3 separate regions of the Homo sapiens genome follow, and regions 2 and 3 are each linked to region 1. A link is a contact called in ENCODE Hi-C or POLR2A ChIA-PET data. All regions are on one chromosome and are shown on one strand. Each heading gives the region's core, a stretch centred on a gene start or an enhancer-like site at or near the end of the contact. The rest is flanking DNA. Distances are from core to core; before and after follow the strand shown. Region 1 holds the start of SUV39H2-DT (SUV39H2 divergent transcript). Region 2 overlaps FAM107B (family with sequence similarity 107 member B). Region 3 has its middle 8.1 kb from the start of FAM107B.

Region 1 (4,799 bases), core at 1-2,500:
AACTGCAAACACGTGGTTAAAAAAAGAAAGACAATCTCTCGACAGTCTCCAGTAATGCAGAAAAAGATTTCACTGACAAAATTAAATAGTTCATGACCACCACAAACACCTTCCGCTGGTTCACAGTAACCCCTGACATTCTCCAAGGAGAAAAATTCAGGGATAATGAGGTCATAATCCCAGCGGAGAGGAGACGAGCTTGAAAACACCTTTACATTCCGGAACGCACGGAAAAGTTCCAGGCTCTCAAAGCGTGCGCGACACCAACACCCCCCGACGCCCACACCCACGCGCGCTCGGTGCCCAGTTCCCCGGTGCCCAATTCCCCAGCGTCCACAGAAATAACACCAAGCTCCCGGTGGGTGAAAGAGTTACCGTAAGCCAGAGGCTGCAACCTCAAATACCCACTTTCTGGGCGATTCTCCAACGAGGCACTCAACCTCCTAGCGTGTCCGCCTTGGGGGGGATTCCTCGCTTATCCCCTTTCTTAGCACACAGGCGCCCCGATTTACTCTCCCCCTCTGATATTAAGGTCATGTTCACGCCGGCGGGCGTCGCTTCCCGCCTCCCACTTCAAAGGCCCGGGCGCATGCCGCACGCCGCGCTCGAACCACCACAAAGGAGCCAGTCGCAGCCGTGCCCCCCGGACCTCCAACCGGGGACTGCCGGGGAGCGGCCTCGAAGCCCGAGGCCGCCACGGGAGACGCGGAGGGGGCCGGGCCGAGCGGGCGGAGAGGCCACGCTCCACTTCCGAAGTGCCCCAGGCTCGGACAGTGCCCACCTCCGCGGCGGGAGCCGGCCGGGCAGGGAGGCGGGTCAGCGGCCTGGGGGAGGATAGGCGTCCGCAGCGTGCGTCCCGGAGTTGGGGTCGCGGCGGGCGGGGAACCGCCACGTCGCCATCTGGCTGGCCCGCGGGACGGCCCCGCCGCCCGGGCCTTGGGAGCTTGCCTGGGAACAGGGAAGGCGAGGGGGCCGCGCTCCAGCCTCACCTCCTCGCGCCTCGGCCCCGACCGCCGCCATCTTGTAGAGCTTTCATTCAAACTGGCGCGGTCTGACGGGATAGCTCAGCTGGCCCGACGCCCCGCCCCTGGCCGGCCCGCGCGGGACTTGGGGGCCGGGGCTTGTTGGGGGACGGAACCCGCACGGCGTCCTGACGTCACTGGCGGCCGACCCCCCGCCGCGGCGGCCAGCGCGCCTGCGCCCCAAAGCTAGGCCCGGCCCCAAGCGCGAGGAGCGGGGCGGGGCGAGCGCGCGTGCTCCCGGATCCTCGGCAGTGTCCGGCGCCCCCTTCCCTTCGCCAGGCCCGTTTGGCGCCTTCACTCGGGAAGACGTCGGCCAGGACTTTGCGCTTTGGAGACGTCTTACTTCGGCAGCACTCGCACACTGCGAGATCCGACACGGGCAGCGGGGACCTAGGGAGCCGGGGACGCTGCCTGTCGGGTACGGTTCCGCAGCTACCGCAGCCCCGTGGGCCATGGTTAGTCTCCCCCCGACACCGCTCCCTCTAGAGCTCCGGGCTTCGGAAGCGGCTGCACGTGGGCATGGCTGGAGAGGTTCCGCTGGCTTGGGGCAGTCGCCGGGATTCCGACTGGTTGGTGTGGGGTGTGGCCTGTGCTATCCAGCTCCCAGCTGATCCTAATGTGCGGCACAGCGGAAACCACCGGTCCACATCAGTGCTTCTCACTTAAAGGGGCTTACGAATCGTCGGGGGTGGGGGAGCTGGACTTGGAATTTTTTAAGAGATGAGGTCTCACTCTGTCACCCAGGCTGGAGTGCAGTGGCGCGATTACGGCTCACTGCAGACTAGACCTCCTGGGCTCAACTTTAATGTAAATTGGGATTGGGTAGGTCTGTAAGGGGACCCGAGCTCCCCTCCCATGTTGTTGCCAAGCTCCTGAGCTCGGCCTGGTGGCGGGTGGGGGCCGGGAGGAGAAGGACACGTTAGTAAGGAAGCTGCAGGACGACTCCAGGGGCCTCCCACCTGGTCTCCACCCCCCTCCCCCACCCATTCTTGACGCTGCATCCATGATTGTTCTAAACAACCTAAAGCAGAAATCTTAGAGCAAATAACGAAAACTGGCAGAAGGCCATTTGATATCTCCTTAAAAAATTCATGTAAAAAATTACATAAACGTTTCAAAGCAGTATGTATAAATTTGAAATACTGGAAATGAACGCAGACCATTAAAGGAATAGTTAATTATTTGATTCCATTATGAAATACTGTCTAGCCGTCTTAAAAAGGTGTTCATGAAGCTTTTAGTATTCAGCAAAACCAAAACAAATCCCCCTGAAATATAGTTTTAACTATGGAAGAAAAAAATGTATAGGAAAATAACGAAATAGCCTTTTCGGAGTGATTTTCTTTTTAACTTCTCGTTTTTAAATATTTAATCATTTTCTACGATGGGAAACACCACTTCCTCACACACACTCATGCTCCCAGACTTTATTTAGCTACAAACGGCATCATAATACAAATACTGTTCTGCAGTCCGTGTGTGTTTCAATGCAACTGCATTTCTCAGACATGTTTCTAAGATTTGAGTCCTTAGTAAATTTTGTATTCCATATCTCATTACCTTGAGATAAGGAATAAAAGGCCCTGTCCAACCCTGTCACCTGGAAGAGCATCCAGGCCCTTTAAGGCTTAGTCTATCTAGGATTATGCCTTCAGACTTGGATACAGCCTCCCGTCCTAACCGGCCCCTGTATTCATTACCTCTCCTGTATGTTTTCAGAGCCCACCAAGGAGCGGCCATCGCTACTCACTGGCCACTCTTGAATCCTTTTTGGCTCCTTTTCCTCAGTCCAACCTGGGTTCCTCAGAGAAGAGACTGTAGTCCTGGGACTGCATTTCTTTTCCGCCCTCTCCCTATGTGACTGCCCCAATTCCCATGGATTTAAATAGCATCTTGACACACAAGATGCCTCACTTATCGTCTCCGGCCCTGGCCTCTGCCTGAATTCCAGGCTAGAATATCCACAGTGCGTAATGGACATATGCCCTTAGGTGTTGCACAAACATCTCAAATTGAACATATCCGGAAAAATACACTTCTGAACTTCGTAGCATTCAGAATAAAACTCAAACCTCCAGATGGCCGGCAGGGCCTCCAGTGATGGGAATCCTGTCTCACCTCACTTGGTGCCACTCTCCCCTTTACTCATTTTCCTGGCCTTTCCCCGGCCCCACTTACCCAGAAATCTTTTACTGTGCATCTCCTATGTGCCAGGCACCTGATAGGTGCTGGGAATATAGCAGTGGATGAGAAAGAAAAAAGACCCAGTCCTCATGGAGCTGACTTCCTAGTGACAGGAGCAGCGGATAAAGCAAATCACTGAAGGCAGCTGGAAATTACTTTCCGGTTAAGAGGACAGGCTCCTTCCCCTCCTCACATGGCTACCTTCAGATCACTTGGGTCTCAGCTTAAACACCACCTATTGACAGAGGCCTCGCATGTTACCTCATTCTTTAGCCCTACTTTGCATCCTTAAAAAGCACTCATCAAAATTTGCAATTATCTTGTCGGGTTTTTGTTCTTTGGTCTTGATTCATAATGAATGCATCGCACTATTTTGTAAATCCAGTGTTTCGTTTCGTGTCTTGAATCCCATCCATTCCAGCGCATAGATGAGGCCCTGTCTGTTCAACATTCATCACCGTGTTTACTATCTAGAGCAGCAATTCTCAAAGTATGGTAATTGGGACCCGAAGACTCTTCACAGGGTTCATGAGCGCAAAACTATTTTCAGACCAACATGTTCTCTGCCTTCCTTCGCTCATGAGTACATAGTGGAATTTTCTAGAGGTTACACAATTTGAATATTGCAACACATTGAACGAAGACGCAGGTACCAGAACATAGCTATCTCCTATTAAGCCAGACATTAAAGAGATTTGAAAAAATACAAAATACTGCTTTTGGCTAGGCAAAGTGGCTCGCACGTATAATCTTGGCACTTTGGGAGGCTGAGGAATTGCTAGAGACCAGCCAGGGCAACCCTACTAAAAAATTAGCTGGGCGTGGTGGCACATGCCTGGGGTCCCAGCTACTCAGGAAGCTGAGGTGGGAGGATCGCTTGAGCCCAGGAGTTTGAGGGTGTAGTGAGCTATGATCAAACCACTACATTGCAGCCTGGGCAACAGAGCAAGACCCTGTCTCAAGACAAAAAACAAAAAATAAAACCCCAGATACCACCCTTGCCACTAATTTTTTGTCTTAGAAAAATTATTTCTCATAAAAAATTAACTTTATTACTTAGAAATAATTTTTAAAATTGGTTTTAATTTCCATATGGTAACTATAGTTATATAACTACATTTTATGTATATGTAACAAACAAAAGCTCTATGGGTTCTCAACATGTTATTTTTTAAGACTATAAAGGGTTCCTGGGACTAAAATGTTTGAGGGTGTTGGTAAATCCTGGCTATAAATGGAGAGAGAAATAAAAAGCCACTGAGAGACACACACCAGGGTCCTCAAGGGAAAAGTAGAGAATCATGACCCTTTCCCAGTATTTTTTTCACAAAGACCACATGATTTCTGGAGTGTCTCCTCTTCTACTGAAATAAACGTTCTCTTCTGAGAGGCAAAGAATCATAGAATGAACACTAGATTAAGAATGTGAATTTAAATGAAATAATCCATGTAATGTGCTTAAAATAGTAAGCAGTCAAGAAAAATTAAGTTTACAAAATAAGCATCTGAATGTTAGTTCAAAATCCACCATTTATTCACTGTGAGACCTTGGATACTTTATTTAACTGCTGTGAATCTATTATCTGGAAAACA
Region 2 (4,799 bases), core at 1,266-3,765, 130 kb after region 1:
ATTTTCACTGGTGGCCGGGCAAGGTGGCTCACGCCTGTAATCCTAGCAATTTGGGAGGCTGACACGGGTGGATCACCTGAGGTCAGGAGTTTGAGACCAGTCTGGCCAACATGGCAAAACCCTGTCCCTACCAAAAATACAAAAATTAGCCAGGCATGGTGGCACATGCCTGTAATCCCAGCTGCTAGGGAGGATGAGTGGGGAGAATCGCTTGAACCCAGGAGGCAGGAGTTGCAGTGAGCTGAGATGGTGCCACTGCACTCCAGCCTGGGTGACAGCAAGACTTTGTCTCAAAAAAAAAAAAAAAAGAAAAAAAAGACTTTTCATCTATGATATAAAAAATTGGTTAGTTGGATTCAAGATTTTTTTTTTAGCCATAGTATTTGTTATATTTTATATAGGTGGGGGGAAGATGTTGAAATTTGGGGAAACAAATCATAAAATACTTTCTCTGGTTACTAAAATGGAAATGTTAAGCATATTTTCTTCTCTTCTTTGAGAAACAGTAAAATTTATCATTCTCATGGAAGAACAGATGTGAAGTAAAAAATTGAAGTAAACAAAAGTCAGTCATGGAAACATTTACCCTTAACTTTTTATTTCATTCCTTTCCCCTTATTTCCTTCCCAACCATCTACACACAACAAACATAATGGATCTGAGGAAAACTGAAAAAGATGAGCTCGATTTCACTTTGGGAGTTAACTAAGCACCAGATAATTACACTGGTGCTCTCTGGTAAAATCTAGAAGTTCTTCCTGTATATTGTGAATTTCACTTGAGCATCAGCAAGTTTGAGGAAGACCTCCCATGATGAAGGTGTTGGGATAGAGAGGGAGAGCTTGGTTTTTAATCTAATCTTCACGGCTTTGATGTAACGGGGTTTTAAGCTCCCATCCATCACTCCTTGTCACCATTGCTATCCTGGTTAGGAGCCAGTGGCAGAGCTTGGGTTGTTGGGAAAAGGGTGATCATAAAAACTTTTTATGTGTGTATTGATATGTATGTGTGTTTCTGAGTGTATACCTTTGTGTGCAGTGTGAACATGCGTGTGTGCTCTGCCTGTGTTTCTGTGTGTTGTGTTTGTGTCTGTGTGTGTCTACACACTGACAACTACGATCACTCTTTTTACCATCTTTTTGGTAATGCCATAAATAGCTTTTGAGCTAGAAACTTTAGAGGGTCAGCTTTGTACTTTGGGAACACTGATACTTTATTAAAATTATACTTAGTGGATAAAATTACTCAGTCTTGGCATTTCTCTTATACAATGTGCTATTTGAATGGCTAAGCTTTTATGAGTCATTTTTTTTTTTTTTGAGACAGGGTCTTGCTCTGTTGCCCAAGCTGGAGTACAGTGGTGTGATCACAGCTCACTGTAGCCTCAACCTCCTTGGCTAAAGCAGTCCTCTGGCCTCAGCCTCCAAAGTAGCTGGGACCACAGGCATGTGCCACCACACCCGGCTAATTTTTGTATTTTTTGTAGAGATGGGGTCTCGCCACATTGCCCAGGCTGGTCTTGAACTCCTGTGGCTCAGCAAGCCACCTGGCTCCATCTCCCAAACTGCTGGGATTACAGGTGTGAACCACCAAACCTGGCCAGCTTTTATGAGTCTGATGCATTCATCTTATAGTCGCCAACAGATTCTTTCCCACACAGAGGTCCCACATACACGATGCGATTAAACTCCACAGCGTGGTTCACTTACATCAGGATTGACAGTTTGCGTCCTATACTAAAACTCTTCTTATTCACAACCGAGGTTTACTAGAACCTATATGTCTTTGTATCTGGACTACCTCCCAGAAAAGAAGCAAAACACTCGTCTGAATGTTTTGCTGGTAGAATGGGATAGGGAAACCTCTCAGGGTACAGGATCGAGAAACTGCAAAGCTGGATGCCTTCCAGGCACTCTGTCCTTCCTCCCTGGAGGGAGGCTCAGAGATGATCACACTGCAAAGAGGTGAGTGAGGGGCAAAAGGGGAGAAGCCCTCAAGTCAGGGAGATTGGTTGAGTCCCTTTTTCCAGGCTTCACTTTCCAGGCTGAGCACAAACAGGAAGGATGGATTGCCTGTCTCTCTGGCCACAGCCCATGGCTTAGGCTCCCTGCGGGAGTCTGCTGCCTCAGCAGATGGGATATTGGGAAACCAACAGGCTGGGAGTGACATCAGTCTGAAATGGAAAAAAATCCTCCTTGGCCCAGTAAATATCACAATAGGGAAACCAGTGGGTATTTCAAAAACACCAGAAACCCAGAGCAAGGGAGGTGCCATGGATTAAACCTATTTTCTGATTCCCTTCATTCATTTTGCAAACTTCTCACCTTCCCAGCCATTTGGGAAACTCACTGGTCTTGTTCCCAGCCCTTTACCTCCTTTGGAGGCGGAAGTGGAAGCCCAGGCCTGGGCTTCAGTCTCGGTGCGTTACAACCTTCTCTCAGCAGCCTGGCACTTCCTCAAGCTCTTGGCCCTGCAGCTCTTGCGGAACACAGAGTCAACTCTAGAAGCAGCTGTGTAGGGTCGATAGATCTCTGGGGATCCCAGGACTCCTCACAGTTTTTTCAAATAATTTCCTTATAAGGAGGCCGGGAGTAGTGGCTCACGGCTGTAATTTCCATCACTTTGGGAAGCTGAGTTGGAGGATCGCTTTAGCCCAGGAGGTAAAGGCTGTAATGAGCTCTGATCACATCACTGCACTCCAGCCTGGGTGACAGAGCTGGACCCTGTCTCTAAGAAAAAAAAGAAAAAAATCCCATATAAGTTCACTCTATTCAACTTGTCTTCCCTGGGAGCTCTGCCCAGTGCTTCGAACAGCCTAGGTTTTCAGACTCCCCTTCTCAGTGGTGGTTTCCCAGCTGGACTGTTCTGCTCACAAAAGCAAGCACAGGCCATGCTGTATGGTCCAAGCACACTTAGCTCCTGGCAGGACAAGGGCTGTGTATGAGAAATTGTACAAACATCAAACATTTTCCCAAAACGTCCTCTCGTTTTAATAATGAAGAGTTGCATTGGAAACCCATGTGTGCATCCTCCTTGGGGAGGCTGGGGTGGGGTCTTTGTGTCTGGATTCCGCCGCTCCCCTGGGACCCTAATGAGGAAGGGAGGCAGCAGATGTGCAGAGCCCATCTGCCCAGCTGGGGCCCATGTGCTTCCTCCTCATTACCTAGCGGATGTCAACAGCACATGGGGCCAGGCCCCTCCCAGATGTGCCACCATGGAAACCATGCCTTGGGCAGGTCTGCTCCTGATTGCTGAACTGGAACAAGAGTGAAAAAGCTGGAGGCCAAGCTCCCCCATCGTGCCCACCCCTGATTCCTCATGGTACCCTGAGGGGTGTCCAGCATCTGCCCATGCACCCCACAGCCTTCAGGTCCCCACTCTGTCCCATCCCTCTCCAAGAAGCCACCCTTGGAGCCCCCTTCCCGTCTAGAAGCATGCACCACCCAGGTAATTTTTAAAATTTTTTTGTAGAGACAGCATCTCACTGTGTTACCCAAGCTGGTCTCAAACTCCTAGGCTCAAGCAATTCCCCCATCTCAGCCTCCCAGAGTGCCAGGGTTACAGGCATGAGCCACATATCCAACTGAGACTAGAACGGTGTTGCCTTTGATAGCTTTGCAGTGCTATTTTATTGTTTTTGAGACAGAGTCTCACTCTGTTGCCCAGGCTGGAGTGCAGTGGCGTGATCTCAGCTCACTGCAACCTCCCCCTCCCGGGTTCAAGCGATTCTCCCGCCTCAGGCTCCCGAGTAGCTGGGATTACAGGTGTGCACCATCCCGCCCAGCTAATTTTTGTATTTTTAATAGAGACAGGGTTTCACCATGTTGGCCAGGCTGGTCTTGAACTCCCGACCTCAAATGATCCACCCACCTTGCTCTCCCAAAGTGCTGGGATTACAGGCTTGAGCCACCATGCTCGGCTTGCAGTGCTTTAAAAAAATGCTTTTCTAGGGAGTTCTATGTTTATGTCTTTCCGTTACGATGTGGCTCCCCTGGTTTCCAAAGACACCCCATGCCCCAAGTCTTGGCTTTAGCCACAGGCAGTTGTCTCTGGGGATACCTTTAGAAGACGCTTGTGGGTGAGAGCAATTCTTCTTCCATAAGAAAGCCTTGAGGATGCTACCAATGGGTTTTCATCCTGGCTTTGCCTCCATATTGTTCTTCTGGCCCAGGGTGATTTTTTCCTGGTGCCCTCCTCGCTGGAGCTGTTCGCTTCCAACTTCCGGAGTTCCCAGGTGCCTTAGGCCCCACCCCCTCGCTCTTCAAGATGGCCTCTGAGGTGCCTCCTGCATGGCAGCCTTCCTGGCGTTCCCAGGTGGGATTAGACCTATCTTTCCTTCCCTGTTTCTGACCTTAGGTTTCATTCTCTCAAGAACTCTTTGTGGACGTGCTAGTGGCTCTCATGACCCCTCCATAACACATTTGTGTTGGCATAATGTGGTTTTGGAACTGTGCCTTTTCTCAAAAGACATGGTTGCTGGCAATTTTAGGGACTTCAGCGGGATGGTAGGGAGGATGGTGCCCCTGCTCCCTGGGATGGAAGAGGGCAATGGGGAGAGATGGTCCAGATAGAGGGATATGGAATAAGCAGCTCCTGGGCTGCTGGCTCGGTTCCCATCTCTGCGAAGGCCTCGCTGTGGCTGGGATGTGAACTTTGGTCATGACTTGGTTCTAGTAAGGCTGTTACATTATTCATTTGACCAGGGAGAAAGGGTGCTAGGGCCAGGGGAAATTATTATATAATGAAGTATGTGTTTTAGTAAATGGATGAACTCACATTCTAGCTTTGATATGCTGAGT
Region 3 (4,799 bases), core at 1,392-3,891, 96 kb after region 1:
ACATTAAGAGTGGGAGAGTGTGTGGGGTTCAGCAATGTGCTTCTCATCTTGTATTCTTTGCAGATGCACAGGTTGCATTCAGCTAAGTCTGTTATTGCTCCCTTTCCAGTTTCCATTTATGTCTATTGTCCTCTATTGTCTCTTCTTCTGCCCTCATTGTCATTATCATTTTAAACCCTTTAAATGATTTCACTGTTATTTTAGTGGAGTTATCTTACTACTCGTGAGTCATTTAGAACTTGGATTAGTGCTTTGACCTGTATCAGGAATCATATTCACTTTTTCTTTAAAATTTAATGGCTCTTTCTTTAACAAATGAGATCATATATAATGCTTTATAATCTACTTTTAAAGATTAATACAGTATGAAGATTTTTCATTTGTGGGCAACTTGCTATAGGACCTGCTCTCTTCATTCCTTCGTCACCACTTGCCCATAGTGTGTCACACAGGAAGGCAAGGATGGTTAGCACACTTGGCCCTGGGAGGATGAAGAATGCAATGGGCTGGAAGTCCTAGGGCAGGTGGGATGTGAATATGGGACAACACATTGCCAAGGGGCAGCTATTGGGAAAGGATACAGGGCATGTGGCTTAAGGCAGATGCTTTTTCACTCTGAAACAACTGGGGCAAAAATTTGTAGACAGCTGGACACTATTTGCAGATAAGACATCGTACTGATTGTGCAATGACATGGCCTAGCCACCTTCCCAAGGATAGAATTCTATCTGGCTTTATTAACTCTCCAGGGATGGCCTCGACTTTGGCTGCCTGTTCTTCCGGCCACCCCAGGAGGCTGAACACCCCCCCGAATGCAGGCTGTGGGCCAAGAAGAATAGTGACAGGAGATGGGGAGTGGGCATATCTGGGGGTCTCTGAATCCACCCAAAGGACAAGGGTCCATTGAAGGAAGCTAAATAGGAACCTGATCAGTATTTCCTCTGAAGTATTAGTAGAAGTGATAATGATGTCTATGGCCGGGCATGGTGGCTCACACCTGTAATCCCAGCACTTTGGGAGGCTGAGGCAGGCAGATCATTTGAGGACAGGAGTTCAAAACCAGCTTGGCCAACATGGTGAAACCCCATCTCTAATAAAAATACAAAAATTAGCTGGGCGTGATGGTGGGCACCTGTAATCCCAGCTACTCAGGAGGCTGAGGCAGGAGAATTGCTTGAGCCTGGAAGGCGGAGGTTGCAGTGAGCCAAAAGTGTGCTACTGTACTCCAGCCTGGGCAAAAAAGCAAGATTCTGCCTCAAAAAAAAAAAAAAAAAAAAAAAAAAAGAAGTGATAATGATGTCAGTAGAGTCCTGAAGCTTGGGGCATTGCTGAGCATCAGACAGGAAAGGTGTATTTTTCTTAGGCTACCTGATTCACCAGCCCTTTACATTTCAGCGGTACTTTTGGGTAGAAAGCAGAAAAGCTTTTGATTTCTTTTTCCTGAAGGAAGATAATTTTGTAATCAGCTGGGAATTCAGTGTGAGGATTAAAAAGAGGAGTAAAGAGAATTCCAGATTGTGAAGGCAGGGCAGTCTTGCTTCCAGGCAAACCCGATGACAGTCAAATCTAGTTTTGCAACACAATTAGGGCATTTTCACTGACCTCAGAAATGTTGGAGAAATTCTTACCAAAGGCTGGGTGTGGTGGCTCATGCCTGTAATCCCAGCACTTTGGGAGGCTGAGGTGGGTAGATCACCTGAGGTCAGGAGTTCGAGACCAGCCTGGTCAACATGGCAAAACCCTGTCTCTACTAAAAATGCAAAAATTAGCCAGGCATGGTGGCGGGTGCCTGTAATTCCACCTACATGGGAGGCTGAGGCAGGGGATCGCTTGAACCCAGGAGGCAGAGGTTGCAGTGAGCCGAGATTGTGCCACTGCACTCCAGCCTGGGTGACAGAGCCAGACTCCATCTCAAAAAAAAAAAAAAAAAAAATCCTTACCAAAAAAATGGAAGTGAATCCCCATTTTAAGTTCACTTTGATTTAAAAATATAGTCATGTGCTGGTTAACGACAGGGATACATTCTGAAAGACGTAAAATTAGGCAATTTCACTGTACAAATATCGCATGGATGGTAGAGTCCACAGCACACCTGGGGTATAGGGTATAGCCCATTGCTCCTAGGCTACAAACCTGGACAGCATGTGACTATACTGAATACTACAGGCAGTTTTAACACAAGTAAGTATTTGTGTATCGAAACCTAAAATACAGTATTATTATCTTATGGGACCACTGCCATGTATGCGGGCCCTTGTTCACTGAAACATTGTTACGCAGTGCATGAGTGTAAATATAGGGGAAGGGAGAGGATGTGAAATCAGACAATGGCACTGATCCTGGCCTTATCTACAACCACTGCTGTGTTTCTGGGTCTTATACCCCAGATCTGTTTCCTGCCCCTTCCTCTGCCCCTCCTGTCTTGGTTAGGTGACCTTCCTTCCTCCACACTGAGAAAGAAATGATGCTTCCTGTTACTTTCAGGGACTGATGTGGGACTCCTGAACTCCGTTGTGCGTGCTGTCCTGCTGGTACCAAGGCTAAGGCCTGGGAGCAAAGGTCGGTCTTCCCTTAGGGCAGAGGATGTTCTCAGCATTAATCATCTTGGGGCAGGAAATGACTAGCAAGGTGGCTCTTAGGAGAGCGAGGGAACCCAGGGCCTTATCGCTTAAGCCTAGATTCTAAGGAATCTAGATGAGCCTTTTTTTTTTTTTTTTTTTGAGACGGAGTCTCACTCTGTCGCCCAGGCTGGAGTCCAATAGCACGATCTCGGCTCACTGCAAGCTCCGCCTCCCAGGTTCAAGTGATTCTCCTGCCTCAGCCTCCCGAGTAGCTGGGACTACAGGCATATGCCACCATGCCCGGCTAATTTTTTTTTTTTTTTTTTTTTTTTTGTATTTTTGGTAGAGACGGGTTTTCACTGTGTTAGCCAGGATGGTCTCTATCTCCTGACCTTGTGATCCGCCCGCCTCGGCCTCCCAAAGTGCTGGGATTACAGGCGTGAGCCACCGCGCCCGGCCTATCTAGATGGGCTTGACAGGGGTAAGACAGTCCATGCTACCCAGATGCTGAACAGGAACTCGGCAGACCGGAAGCCCCGGAAGACCCTGCGACAAATAACCTGGGGGCTTTGGGGCACCGACAATGATGTTACCCAGCAAACAGTCAAAAAGAAAACTTTTTTTTAGAGAGGCATAATTGCCTTTTGTAATCAGCAAAGTCTGGTCATGCACCAAAGATGATTATCCGCTGAATTGTGCAGAAGGGGCAGTTGTGTCCCTTTTCTTGGGCTGGATTTTTAAGGCAGAGGGCAGTGCCTCCCGAGGCCACTGTGGCAGAAGCGATTAGCGGGATCCCCACAGAGAAAGTGAGACTCAGGAAACAAGGGGATGCAAGATCAGCCGGGCTTCCTGACTTGGGTCATTATCTTATTTCCAGGAGCCAGCGGGTTTCCTCACTGCACTCACCACACTCACTCATGTGCTCTACTGCCCTTTGGGCTCCAAGAGAGCAGGATCCTGGCTTATTTCACTCCAAGTAGCACCTGACTCAGAACCTGCTCTGCAGTGAGTTCTCAATCAATGATGTTTGAAGACATGGGCCCCAGTGATAGTGCTTTCTCTATGCGCTCTCTATGGAAAATGACAAATCTTCTTAAGGCATCCTGATGGAGGCACTGAATGGCTGAGATCCGCTCTGCTGGTCTCCCCTTTGGAGAGATCATTGGTGCCACATGCTTGATTTTCATCTGAGACCTCACCTAGAACTGAGCATGTTGGTGCCTTGTCACCTTGGGATGTTTCCATGCTATTTTTTTCTAATAGAAAAGTTAGTATTTGCACATGGTTAACAAAATTCAAACAGTACAACAGGGTATACCATGAAAAGCATCTTCCTCCCAAATCAGACCTTTAGTGTCCCCTCTCCGGAGGCAGAAGACTTCTTGGACATTCCTCTGAAGCTTTTCTACATAAAAGTAAGCACATACATGTATATATTTATATGGGTATATTTTTAGATATCCACATGTGCTTAACTTTTCAATTTGCTTTTGTCATTCAAAGTATTTCCTGGCAATTTTTCATATTGCCCCATGTAAGTTGACTTTATTCCTTTTAAATTAAAAAAATTCTATTAAGTAATACTTCTATATGATTTAAATATAAAACATACGTAAGAGTTTATAATAGAAGGAATCATCTTCTGCCTCATTTCCATTCTTCTTCCTTAAAGGCAACTGCTTATAACTGTTTGTCTTTAGTTTTTTTTTTGATAGATAGCACCGTAATATAAATCATATGTTTATATTTCTGTTTCTTAATTCATTGACTTAAAATATTATTTATTGACATTTTTCTATGATAGATGGATATCTCTCCCACTAACTAATATGCTTATGCCTCTATTTATCTGTCAACTTTAGACATTATCTATTGATTTTCTAATAAGATAGATGAGCGTTTAGCTACTTACTACACCCCATCTCCTCCCAACACTGTTCCATCTTTATTTCCAGTTTTCCCCTTGTCACTTCTGCAACATCAAACACCACACTTAAAACTTGATTGCTTTTTGTATCAACCATAGGAAGCATCGTTTGACTTTGAAATATAAGAATATTAGCAAACTCAACCTTCCCTTTGCTCATATCACCCCCTCCATAACAACCTTCCTATCGTTCAAAATCTTTCAGCTTTCCCTTTATTTTGCCACTGTCAAGTTGATAAAATTTTCATTCTCTTCTGCAACCATGGTGAAGGTTTCCATGATTTGCTGGTACACCTGAGTGATATATTGAT

The links. Hi-C counts contacts between places; a loop is a spot of excess contacts on that map. ChIA-PET counts read pairs that join two places held with the same protein, here RNA polymerase II (POLR2A). Pooled maps may share reads with other maps.
Region 2: a loop to region 1 is called in a map of B cell, with 3 times the contacts of the local background. The contact joins the enhancer-like site here to the promoter of SUV39H2-DT in region 1. A Hi-C loop is called at or near these places in 1 of 168 maps with a recorded cell type or tissue (B cell) and 4 of 50 pooled maps. POLR2A ChIA-PET finds 5 or more read pairs at or near these places in 2 of 52 experiments (OCI-LY7 and activated CD4-positive, alpha-beta T cell).
Region 3: a loop to region 1 is called in a map of endothelial cell of umbilical vein, with 4 times the contacts of the local background. The contact joins the enhancer-like site here to the promoter of SUV39H2-DT in region 1. A Hi-C loop is called at or near these places in 1 of 168 maps with a recorded cell type or tissue (endothelial cell of umbilical vein) and 2 of 50 pooled maps. POLR2A ChIA-PET finds 5 or more read pairs at or near these places in 4 of 52 experiments (A549, HEK293T, SK-N-SH and 1 more).

Annotation. Positions count from the first base shown.
Region 1 is chr10:14,875,110-14,879,908 of GRCh38, reverse strand. It overlaps SUV39H2-DT (SUV39H2 divergent transcript), which reads left to right and starts at 1,250. Exons shown (of 1, transcript NR_186426.1): 1 at 1,250-3,586. It overlaps SUV39H2 (SUV39H2 histone lysine methyltransferase), which reads right to left and starts at 1,043. Exons shown (of 6, transcript NM_001193424.2): 1 at 990-1,043. The coding sequence starts at 1,020. RefSeq lists a silencer at 570-1,309.
Region 2 is chr10:14,749,452-14,754,250 of GRCh38, reverse strand. The region is part of intron 1 of FAM107B (family with sequence similarity 107 member B); the gene reads left to right. Among named protein-coding and RNA genes, the nearest start is that of FAM107B, 23 kb to the left of the region's middle. RefSeq lists an enhancer at 1,869-2,786. Within about 2 kb of position 2,515, at least 22 of the 41 ENCODE cell types and tissues checked have a DNase peak (open chromatin) inside an H3K27ac peak, as active enhancers do; they include B cell and OCI-LY7, where a contact is called at or near this core.
Region 3 is chr10:14,780,598-14,785,396 of GRCh38, reverse strand. No RefSeq gene overlaps it. Among named protein-coding and RNA genes, the nearest start is that of FAM107B, 8.1 kb to the right of the region's middle. Within about 2 kb of position 2,641, at least 3 of the 41 ENCODE cell types and tissues checked have a DNase peak (open chromatin) inside an H3K27ac peak, as active enhancers do; they include endothelial cell of umbilical vein, where a contact is called at or near this core.